Regions from separate parts of the Homo sapiens genome. Here region 1 is linked to region 2. A link is a contact called in ENCODE Hi-C or POLR2A ChIA-PET data. All regions are on one chromosome and are shown on one strand. Each heading gives the region's core, a stretch centred on a gene start or an enhancer-like site at or near the end of the contact. The rest is flanking DNA. Distances are from core to core; before and after follow the strand shown.

Region 1 (4,719 bases), core at 1,259-3,758, 300 kb before region 2:
CCTGAACTCAGTTTTCATAGAGTGTCTCGGCTTTACTTTCTCACTTTCAGTGTGCGGAGTCAGAAAATTTGGTGGGAAATGGTGTTCCAGTTTAGTGTTTTCTGGAAATGTGTTTCCAGGGCATTTTTCTTCCTTCTCTCCCAGATCTTGAGAGCTGGGCTGGTCACTTTGATGAGAAGGGCTTGGGCCCAAGCTCTTGGGTCAACTGAGGTGTCAGCTGCAGGTGATGGGGAGGAGGCACTGGATGAACACGGATGAGGCAGAAGCTATATTATCCACCAAAGCTGTTCAGGCCCCATGGAAGAAGTCTTACCACTTATTCATGGTTTACCACAAGAGTTAGGAGAAGAGTCAAGTGAACGAATGCTAAATCTACATTGCTGGGTGTGAATCCAAGCTCTGCCACTTAGTAGCTCTGTCGATCTTGGGTAAATTACTTCATCTCTCTGGGCTTTAGTGTCCACATCTTAAAATGGGAAATAACAACAAGACCTAAAGCAGAGAGTTATTGTGAGGCTCAAATGAGTTAATATTTATGAGGTACTTAGAACAGTACCAGGCACAAAGTAAGGGATATATATATATATGCATATACTGTCATGTATTGCACAGCCACATTTCAGTCATATACAATGGTGGTCCCATAAGATTATAACACCATATTTTTACTGTATCTTTTCTATGCTTAGATATGTTCAGATACAAAAATACATACCATTGTGTTACAACACCTACAGTATTCAGCACAGTAACATGCTGTGCAGGCTTGTAGCCTAGGAGCAATAGGCTGTGCCAGGTAGCCTAAGTATGGAGCAGGCTATGCTATCTAGTTTTGTGTAAGGACACCCTATGATGATTATACAATGACAAAATCGCCTAATAATGTGTTTCTCAGAACGTACCCCTGTTGTTAAACGATTCATGACTGTGTGTATATATGCATTTATCAAATAAATAAAATAAGTCATGTGCGATGGCTCATGCATATAATTCTAGCACTTGGGGAGGCTGAGGTGGGAGAATTGCTTGAGCCCAGGTAATCGAGGCCACAGTGAGCTGTGACTGTGCCACTGTACTCCAGCCTGGGTGACAGAGAAAGATGCTGTCTCAAAAAATAAAATAAATAAAATAAATAAATAAGAAGTGGGATGAGAAGGGAATCTTACTGGATAATGTTCTCTAGAGTCTTCTTGCCTTGCTCTCTGACACACACATACCTCCCACATCCCCAGGAGCTAAGGTAGCAGGTCATGGGCCCTGGGGGTTGGAAGCTGCTGTTGTTACCTAAGTCAGTGATCAGCTGGCACATCTACAGACCTTGCACTCAAGGACTCCACAAGCTCAAGGTGCTAAGCAGAAAAACAGAAATCTGAAAAGGCTTATCCCAGCCAGCATGGATCTGAGGGACCATCTCTTTGTAGTTCCCTGACTCCTCATCATCCACAGCAGACATGGGGACAGTGGCCAAGGGCCTGGTGTGTGGCCATCTGGAGGAGGTGAACTCATGGCTGGTGGCCTGTGGGTGCTGTAGCCAAACTTCAGGCTCAGTTCACCTCCCTGTCTTAGTGGGGTGGCTTCCCTCTCAGGCCTGCAGGTGGAGACAAGGAGCAGCAGGAAGGGGTGGGCCAGGAGTAACTACGAGACACTGAGTCACAGGATACATGGCAGGGACCGCAGCCAACTCCTGTTTATAGATGAAGAAACTGAAACTCAAAGTGGAACTGTAAACAGGGAAGATCTGAGTTTTGTGAGGCTGGATGCTGTTAAAATTTTGAGGGGAGGTGGTGGATAGTTAAGAAAAAGAATGTAGAATTCAAATACAAAATGCCCCTGACTGCTAACACCACCAGACAGGAGAATGGCATGGAGGGAAAAGTTGCAGAGGAAGGAGACAGTGGTCATAACTTATTGTGGTTACAATATCTTACTTATTCAAATTTTACCAAAGCATAAGACAGGTGACCACACTGCTAGGGGGCCCTTCACAGGGTCTTGAGGGGGATTTAGAAAGGGTTGTGCAAATGGAGGGCTCTGAAGCTTCAGCTTCATTGGCTCCACTATAAATCAGCTGACACAATTAGCTGAACATCCATAGTTGTCAGGAAGCCGTGGCAACCATGAGGTATGTGCATGGGCTGTAGGGAAGGGAGTGAGAGAGGGTAGGGAAGTCAGGGACGTGAAAGCCAGTGCTCCGAATGAAGGGAGACTTTTGGAATTCTGTCAGTTGTTTCCTAGGAGCCTGAGAAAGACAGAAACAGGGTCAGAGAAGACCAGAAGAGAATATGTGTGGAACAAAAGAGTCAAGTCTCAGGGGCCTCAGTGCAGCAGCCTTCCCCCATCCCCATGGGATGGGCCAGGCTACCCTACTCTGAGCATCTAGGCTCACTGATGTGAGACTGCAGAGGAGGAAGAAGCACACGGGGGGGAGAGCTCCATCCCAGCTGCCTGCCATCAGCTGCTCTCAATCATAACACTTCCTTCTTCTCCAGGAAAGTCTTTTTTGCATGTGGTCTTGTACAATGCTCAGTAGAAAGTGAGTAAAACCCACCAAGTCTCAGGCCTGGGCTTGCTGTGGTCAGACTCATCAGGAGACAGTAGGATTCCAGGACTTAACAAAGCTGAAAGGTTCTTACCAGAGAGCAGGAAGGCCATCACAAAGAGAATGTTACTCAGTCCCATAGTGCTAGAGTCGAGAAAAAAAAAGGTAAAACTTGATTAGAAAAGGAAACTGAAAACCGATGTTCACCAAAACATGACCTGGACGTGGAGTTTGGGATTCACTTGGGTTCTCGGGTGTGCAGAGACAATGCCAGGGCTTCATCAAAGCCATTTCCTTTTGCTCTTAGCTCCATCGATAGGTCACATTTCCCAGCCTCCCCTGCAGTTATACAGGCCATGAGACTGGCTTCTAGCCAATGGAATTGTGGGCAGAAAAGATGTTTCTTCCAGATCTGGCTGCTAAAGTCTCTTCTCTTTCCTCCCTCTCCTGCCTTCTTAGCAGCAGGGGATCCAGAGGAAATGTCCAAGGGCCTAGAAAATCGCAAAGTCTCACAATGGAAGAGATCTGGTTTGCTTAATAAACTAATAAAGCAGCTCTCTTTACACCTCTCCCACAACTGATCTACAATGGATTGTGATATTGGCAAAAAATAAAATTTGAGGGATTGATTATTGCAGTAGCTAGTATTATTTATCTTGACCAACATAACAGGCATGATGGGGGCAATCGGTTAGTATTGCATTTACGCTTAGAAATCTGCCTTCCTTTTGTTTTCCTGTGGTTCTCAAACTTGAATGTGAGTAAAAATCACCTGGAGAGTTTCCTGGGCCTCAACCACAGAAAGTCTGGCTTAGTAAGTTGGGATGAAACCCATGAATTTTTATGTTTAACAACATAAGGTGATGACAATGCTGCCGGCCTAAGGACCACGCTTTGAGAGCAATTCACTTAATCTACATGATGAAGCCAAGAAAAAGGATATGCTTTGCTTTATAACCTCTATCTTCTTTCTTCCTCTCCCTCCTCCCTCCTTCACTACCCACGCACTTACCCTAACTAGCACCAAAAAGGCTGCTTAGTGGCTTATAAGGAAGCAAAGAATAAGGAGAGGTGACCAACATTAGATGCGATCAGGCACATTCAGGATGGTATGGCCATACACAGGAAAGATGACCAACATGAGAAACAGGTGGAAAAGCAAACCAAATACAGGAATATGATACAGAGCCAAGGACAAGGCCAGTGCTAAATGCTTGCCCTAGAAATCTGCCCAATTTGCACTGAGGGGGACATAAATTTGGCTTATAGCTTTTTAACAGCCAATGTAAAAAGGAAAACCTAACCAGTGAATTAATTCACAGGTCTGTCCACTAAATTCATAGGTCTGTTGATAAAAACAAATCAATTCTTTCCAGGAAAAGATGCACAACTATTCTTGATCGAATAGCAGAAATGTATGCCCCAGACGGTGTTGTCTAGAAGCCATATGTGTTTCTTTCCTCTGCTCTCATAGCACCCAGTGCAGGACATTGGGCTAGAAGTGTCTGTTATGTTTTTTTTCCTTCTAGACTATACCTTTTCTTTTTTTAATAAATATTTTTGAATAGATCATGGTACTAAATGTAGATGGTACTAAATTTGAAAGATAAAGGTGATAAATAGTGGAAAGCAAGTCTGCCTCCCAGCCTTGTCCCTTAGCTGTCTAGTTTTCTTCCACAGAGGTAACAGGGGTGATCACTGTTACATGTTACCAGTTTCTTGCCTCTACTTAAAGTTACTTTAGACAAAACTAAACAAAAACATTGACCCATATTCTGTTTTCTTTTTATTTTTAAGCACAAATGGTAGCATACTATGTACGGTTTTGCACACATATGACTACCTTGGAGATTATTCTGTATCAGCATGTAACGAGTATCCTCATGCTAAAAGTTGCATATTAGTCTATTGTATTCTATTGGATGACAATAATATATATATATTTCCAGACCACTAGTGATGGATACTTAACGTTGTTTCCAATCTTTTGTTGCAATGGAAAACCTTGATTATATGCCATATCACACAGGTGGGAGTAAGCTATATTCCTAGAAGCAGAATCGTTTGACCAAAGGGTTGAAGAATAGTTGCAAATTGTTCTCCCCTGAGATTATACGTTTATGCTCTGATCAACACAAGAGTGCTTATTTTCATGTACCTTTTGCCAACATGTTTTCTAA
Region 2 (5,221 bases), core at 2,381-4,880:
CATCTGTTTATAAATACTGCCACATCAGTTTCATTCATCATTTCTCATGAAAGCCCCATCTCTGATGTTTATCTTCTTTTATCTATAAGCTATTTAAACTTTTAAAACTGTTTTTCCAAAAAAAATCTCTAATTGTAGCAAACTGTATTTATGGTTACCTATGGCTACCCTTCTTGTTCTTTGAGATACAACAATAATGCCTTTTCCTTTGTGTAAGAAATGGTATTAATAAAATTATTTAGAAATTTGAGGCAGCAAGTTATTGATTATTTCATCATACTTCCTCTAGCATACTCAAAATGATGGCTCTAAATAGCCCATTCAACAGGAAGAGGCATATTGCTTTCTGATTTCCAGATAAAGACTTAAATATGGAAAACATCTAAAATGACTAAAGATATTTTTTAATTTAAAAGGAAAAGGGGACATTGTATATCCAAAATCCAAAACCAAAAAGACAATAAATTTAAAAATACAAGCAGAAACCATGAAAATAAGTCCAGTAAGGCAGGAGAATGGGTTGGGGGAGGCTGGAAGGAAGAGTGCAGAAGAAGGGAATTCCTTTTTTCTGTATATATGAACCATCGTGAGTTTAGATTAATCTCAAAACTATGCATATGCTCAAATTCATATTGATTAGGTAACAAAATCATAAAACTATATTTTATTATTAATAGTTGTACCCTTTGCCATTCCATTTGAGGACTCAGAAGTCTATTAAGTAAACAGGAGACTGGGACAGAATTCAGTCAAGAACTCAGACAGCTCACTGACCTTTTAAGCCCAATGGTCTATCAGGAGAATAGCATATCAAAAGCTTACAGAACTAAACAGAGATTCGAGCAACCATCCACAATGGTCAACAGAGCTTATAGTTTGAACCTAACTAGGTTGATTGCCTATTAAGTAAAAACATTAACATGTTAGCTCAAAAAAGATTATGAAAGGTCAGGCGGACTATGAAATCTTTGAAAAGGAAATGGAAGTGAGATTATTCTGGGAGAATTTGGAGCTAACTAGACTATATCTTGAGTATGTTCTAGAAATTGCCTTACCAAGCCTAACATACCTCCTTTGGGAGGTAAGGTTTAATATTCTTACCCATCTTGTTAGAGCTAGAGATTAATATTTGCCCTAACCTGATACTTTAAGAGGTAAACTTTTTTTTTTTTTTAAAGACCTTCCTAGAGATATCTCTAAATTATTTTCGGCATTTCAGAAACTACATCAAGCAGCATGCTTGATTCAAGCCTATTGGAAGGGTTTTCAGACAAGAAAGAGATTAAAGAAGCTTCCATCTGCTGTGATTGCTTTGCAGAGGAGTTTCAGGTAAAAAAATTTGGTGAGGGGATTGATGATCATAGAATCTTACTAGAGTACAGTTGAATTGAAATTTAGGTGATTTTTTTTTAATTTCCTAGTATGTTTCTTGTTATCTTTTCATTTTTTTTCCATACGTTTCTGGGTACCAACACTCCAGTAACCAGATGCACTTTCAAAGCAAAGGATGTAAGACAGGAATCTGATGTGTCAAATATGCAATCCTATCCACTTAATAAGATATTTGGGGAGGGGCCAAGCCTACAAAGGGAGCCAATGATAGTTATATTATTAAACCCTCTAAACCAACAGTTATCATAATTTCGTGTGTATAATTATAACAATAACATGTATGCGTATAAGAGTTTAAGTCTGTTAACCTGATTTTCCTGAATAAATATGGCATGGATGGATATCTTCATTGAATTATGATATAGTTCGGCATTTATTTCAAGTAGACTGAAAAGGAAATACTGAAGACATAGCCCACTTTCTGCAATGACTTAACCAATCCAGATCCTCCAAGGTCACAGAACAAGAAAAAATAACTTAGCTTCTAGGTAATTTATGGTAAAGAAGATCTGTTTCAGAGGTGACTTTTTCATGCAGCCTAACTTAAAGCCAAGCTTTAGTTTGCTAAAATGAAACTGGCATTTTACAGAAGTTAATTCTTTAAAGAAAACTGAAACTATTCTTTTAATAACTGCAGATGCATTTCTCAGTTATAAAAACATTTAAAAATAGCTCTGGGGTTCAAAATACTATGTAGTCACAGAGTTGAAGACATTGAAATCACTCTAGCTAACTGTGTCTCTTAGTGGGTATCCTATTAATTGATGAACGTTTTCTTCAGGGAAGAATTAAAGATGGATTTTAAATATTATTGGGCATGAATATTGTTGGTAGCAAAGAAAAGAATTAATTTTTAAATATATATCAAATGCCTAGTATATGATATATGTACTAGGCATTTAACAGATTCGAGTTTGTATCTCACTTGAGCAGCTTACTGGTTGAGTGAACTTGGACAATCCCCCACCTCTCTCAGCCTCAAACTTCCAATCTATAAAATGAGAATAATAGTTTATACACTTGTATGATCAAGATAATGTAAAATTTGAGATAATACAAAGTTTTTAGCATATTATCTGGCACTTAAAAAATGATAGAAGGAAAAATGCATATGGCACATTTTCTGTCCTTGAAAATTTACAAATCTAGGTAAACAAATAGATGCATTAAATAGGTAGTACTAATGAGAAGCAAGTATTATCCATCTATTATTACTCAAAGTTTATTGCCTATCTTACAAGCTGTTTTTTTTTTAAAAGCATTTCTGTGGTTAGATAAATTTGGGAAATATTGAGTACTTTTTGAGTCACAGTGTATATTTTTCTACCCAAAGCATCTGAGGTGCTCTTGGTATTGCCTCTGTGGTGAATTCAGATAGAGTAGGTATTACTTATGGATTCCACCTGCTATCATCCTTAGTTACCTGTCATCTTAAATTTAAGGGTACCCTTATACATGGATTCAGAGCATTAATGTTTAGTCCCACAAGAGTTCCCAAATTTGCTCATATACTCTCTCTTTCAATATTAAAATCTCTATTTAAAAGTAGCCCAGGATTACAGATTTTTTTCTACTTAGAAGTGTATCTATGGAATCTAATATTCCATTATTTTAAAATAGAAATTCCATTGCTTTCTTTATGTAACCAGAAGAGTTATAAATACTTCCATTAAAAAGATAAGCTGTGAAGCAAAAATTATTTAAGTCTCACATTTTGTGTTTGTTGCCTTTCCAGTATTTTTGCATTTGAGGTTCCAGAATATACTGAAATGCGGTTCTAACCTGTTGGATTCTATTTAATTTTTTAATTTTCAGTTTTCTCCAGTTCAGCACCTTCGCTCTTCTATTAGTTGTAACAGTTCATGCAAATGTCTCTTGCTTCCTTTGTAGCTTGGTTTTTTTTCAAAGGTTATTTCTGTCTTTTTGTGCTCAGGACTTATCTCAGTAATTTCCCCTTCCCATGGTTTTGGGAGAGAGACTGCCCACTGGTCACACTTATGGGTCCAGGTTGATTAGTGTTCTTTAGATTCAGCAAGAGGCATTCTTTTATAGTCACGCCCTTGCTAATGCACTTTCATAGTGGTTTCTTTTTTATTTAGTCATTTCTCGTATTCAGAAACTTTGTCTCTTAAGTACTCTTATTCAGCAAGGTTTTCTGAAGCGGCTAACAGCTGCTCTAGTTATCTTAGAGAAACCTCACAATTTACCTACCTCTATCATAGTGCTGATTTTTAAGTGTTTTAATTACATTTGTTGATTTCATCTTGAAACTGAGCTTCTTAAATGCAGATAGCATCTTTTTTCTCTCTCTCCCTCTGAGGCACAGTGTCTTGGCAGCAGAAAATTTGGTCAACTCCCACTTTAATGGTAAAAATTCAGATTGATTAAATGTAAATCATGGAATTTACTTATTTCAGAATATGACATCTGATCAGTCATTTCATCTTCAGAAGTGTAGTACAGATGCCAGGTGGTCCAGTGCCTACTAATTCTTACAAAGAAACCAGTTGGAAGAATAATTGTTTGATTTTTGAGTGATTAGAGAAACTCTGAACAAAATAACTCGATGTTATTTAATAATAAATGGGGGAATTACATTCAAAATCACTTCAGTTCCTAATAAATGTTTTCAGATATGAAAGTAAAACATATGAATCCAATAAGCACACCTGTTTACAATTTAGTCCCTATTTAAATCACCAAATCTCACTTTTTTTTTTTTTTTTTTTTTTGAGACGGAGTCTTGCTCTGTGGCCCAGGCGGGAGTGCAGTGGCGCAATCTCGGCTCACTGCAAGCTCCGCCTCCCGGGTTCACACCATTCTCCTGCCTCAGCCTCCCGAGTAGCTGGGACTACAGGCGCCCGCCATCACGCCCGGCTAATTTTTTTGTTATTTTTTAGTAGAGACGGGGTTTCACCGTGTTAGCCAGGATGGTCTCGATCTCCTGACCTCGTGATCCACCCGCCTCGGCCTCCCAAAGTGCTGGGATTACAAGCGTGAGCCACCGCGCCCGGCCCAAATCTCACTTTTGTCCTGTCTTTCTGGTTTGTACTTTACTTCCACCTTCATGCTCCATAGTCTTTTCATTTTTGCCATATTTGATAGCCTACATGCCTAAATTGTTTCCCAAACCCAGTTTTCTGACAGATTAAATATTCTAGCAGATGCAATTTTAATGATTACTATGTTTTTCATACTAATAGTGTAAAATGGTATTTAAAATATTGATAATGCAGTATTAGACATTATAATCTATAGCCAATTAGAAGTTAGAAACAGAGGTAGTTTTTTGTCGTTGTTGTTGTTTTGAGGCGGAGTCTCACTCTGTCACTCAGGCTAGAGTGCAGTGGCACGATCTTGGCTCACTGCAACCTCCACCTCCCAGGTTCAAGCTCCTGCCTCAGCCTCCCAAGTAGCTGGGACTACAAGTGCACACCATCACACCCAGCTAATTTTTGTATTTTTAGTAGAAATGGGGTTTCGCTATGTTGGCCAGGCTGGTCTCAAACTCCTGACCTCAGGTGATCCACCCACCTTGGCCTCCCAAAGTGCTGGGATTACAGGCGTGAACCACCGCGCCCGGCCACAGAGGTAGTTTTTTAAAAATCAGTTTAAAAGGAGGCTCTGTTTAGGGCCTGCTCTCTTTTACCCTCTATGAATGGGTAAGAGATAAAACATTATTATCTGCATGCTGTATAACCCAGAAGTTTTGAGGTGATGGAGTTCTGTAGAACAGGCAAGTTGCTATCAGCTATTCTTTGGGAAGGGAGAGGCCCTTACCTACTTCATTTCCAGCTTTCACAAAGAGCAAGAGACACTTAGAACTATT

The links. A loop is a pair of places that touch in the nucleus more often than their neighbours do. ChIA-PET counts read pairs that join two places held with the same protein, here RNA polymerase II (POLR2A). Pooled maps may share reads with other maps.
Region 1: a map with no recorded cell type shows a loop between it and region 2 (4-fold over the local background). The contact joins two enhancer-like sites. A Hi-C loop is called at or near these places in 6 of 37 single-sample maps with no recorded cell type and 3 of 50 pooled maps. POLR2A ChIA-PET finds 5 or more read pairs at or near these places in 2 of 52 experiments (GM12878 and PC-9).

What each region holds. Positions count from the first base shown.
Region 1 is chr3:122,089,565-122,094,283 of GRCh38, reverse strand. It overlaps CD86 (CD86 molecule), which reads right to left. Exons shown (of 7, transcript NM_175862.5): 2 at 2,634-2,683. Among named protein-coding and RNA genes, the nearest start is that of CD86, 37 kb to the right of the region's middle. RefSeq lists an enhancer at 1,791-1,900. Within about 2 kb of position 2,508, at least 4 of the 41 ENCODE cell types and tissues checked have a DNase peak (open chromatin) inside an H3K27ac peak, as active enhancers do; they include GM12878, where a contact is called at or near this core.
Region 2 is chr3:121,791,565-121,796,785 of GRCh38, reverse strand. IQCB1 (IQ motif containing B1) reads left to right here. Exons shown (of 15, transcript NM_001023570.4): 10 at 1,220-1,329. Among named protein-coding and RNA genes, the nearest start is that of IQCB1, 41 kb to the left of the region's middle. RefSeq lists an enhancer at 1,780-1,829. Within about 2 kb of position 3,630, at least 3 of the 41 ENCODE cell types and tissues checked have a DNase peak (open chromatin) inside an H3K27ac peak, as active enhancers do; they include GM12878, where a contact is called at or near this core.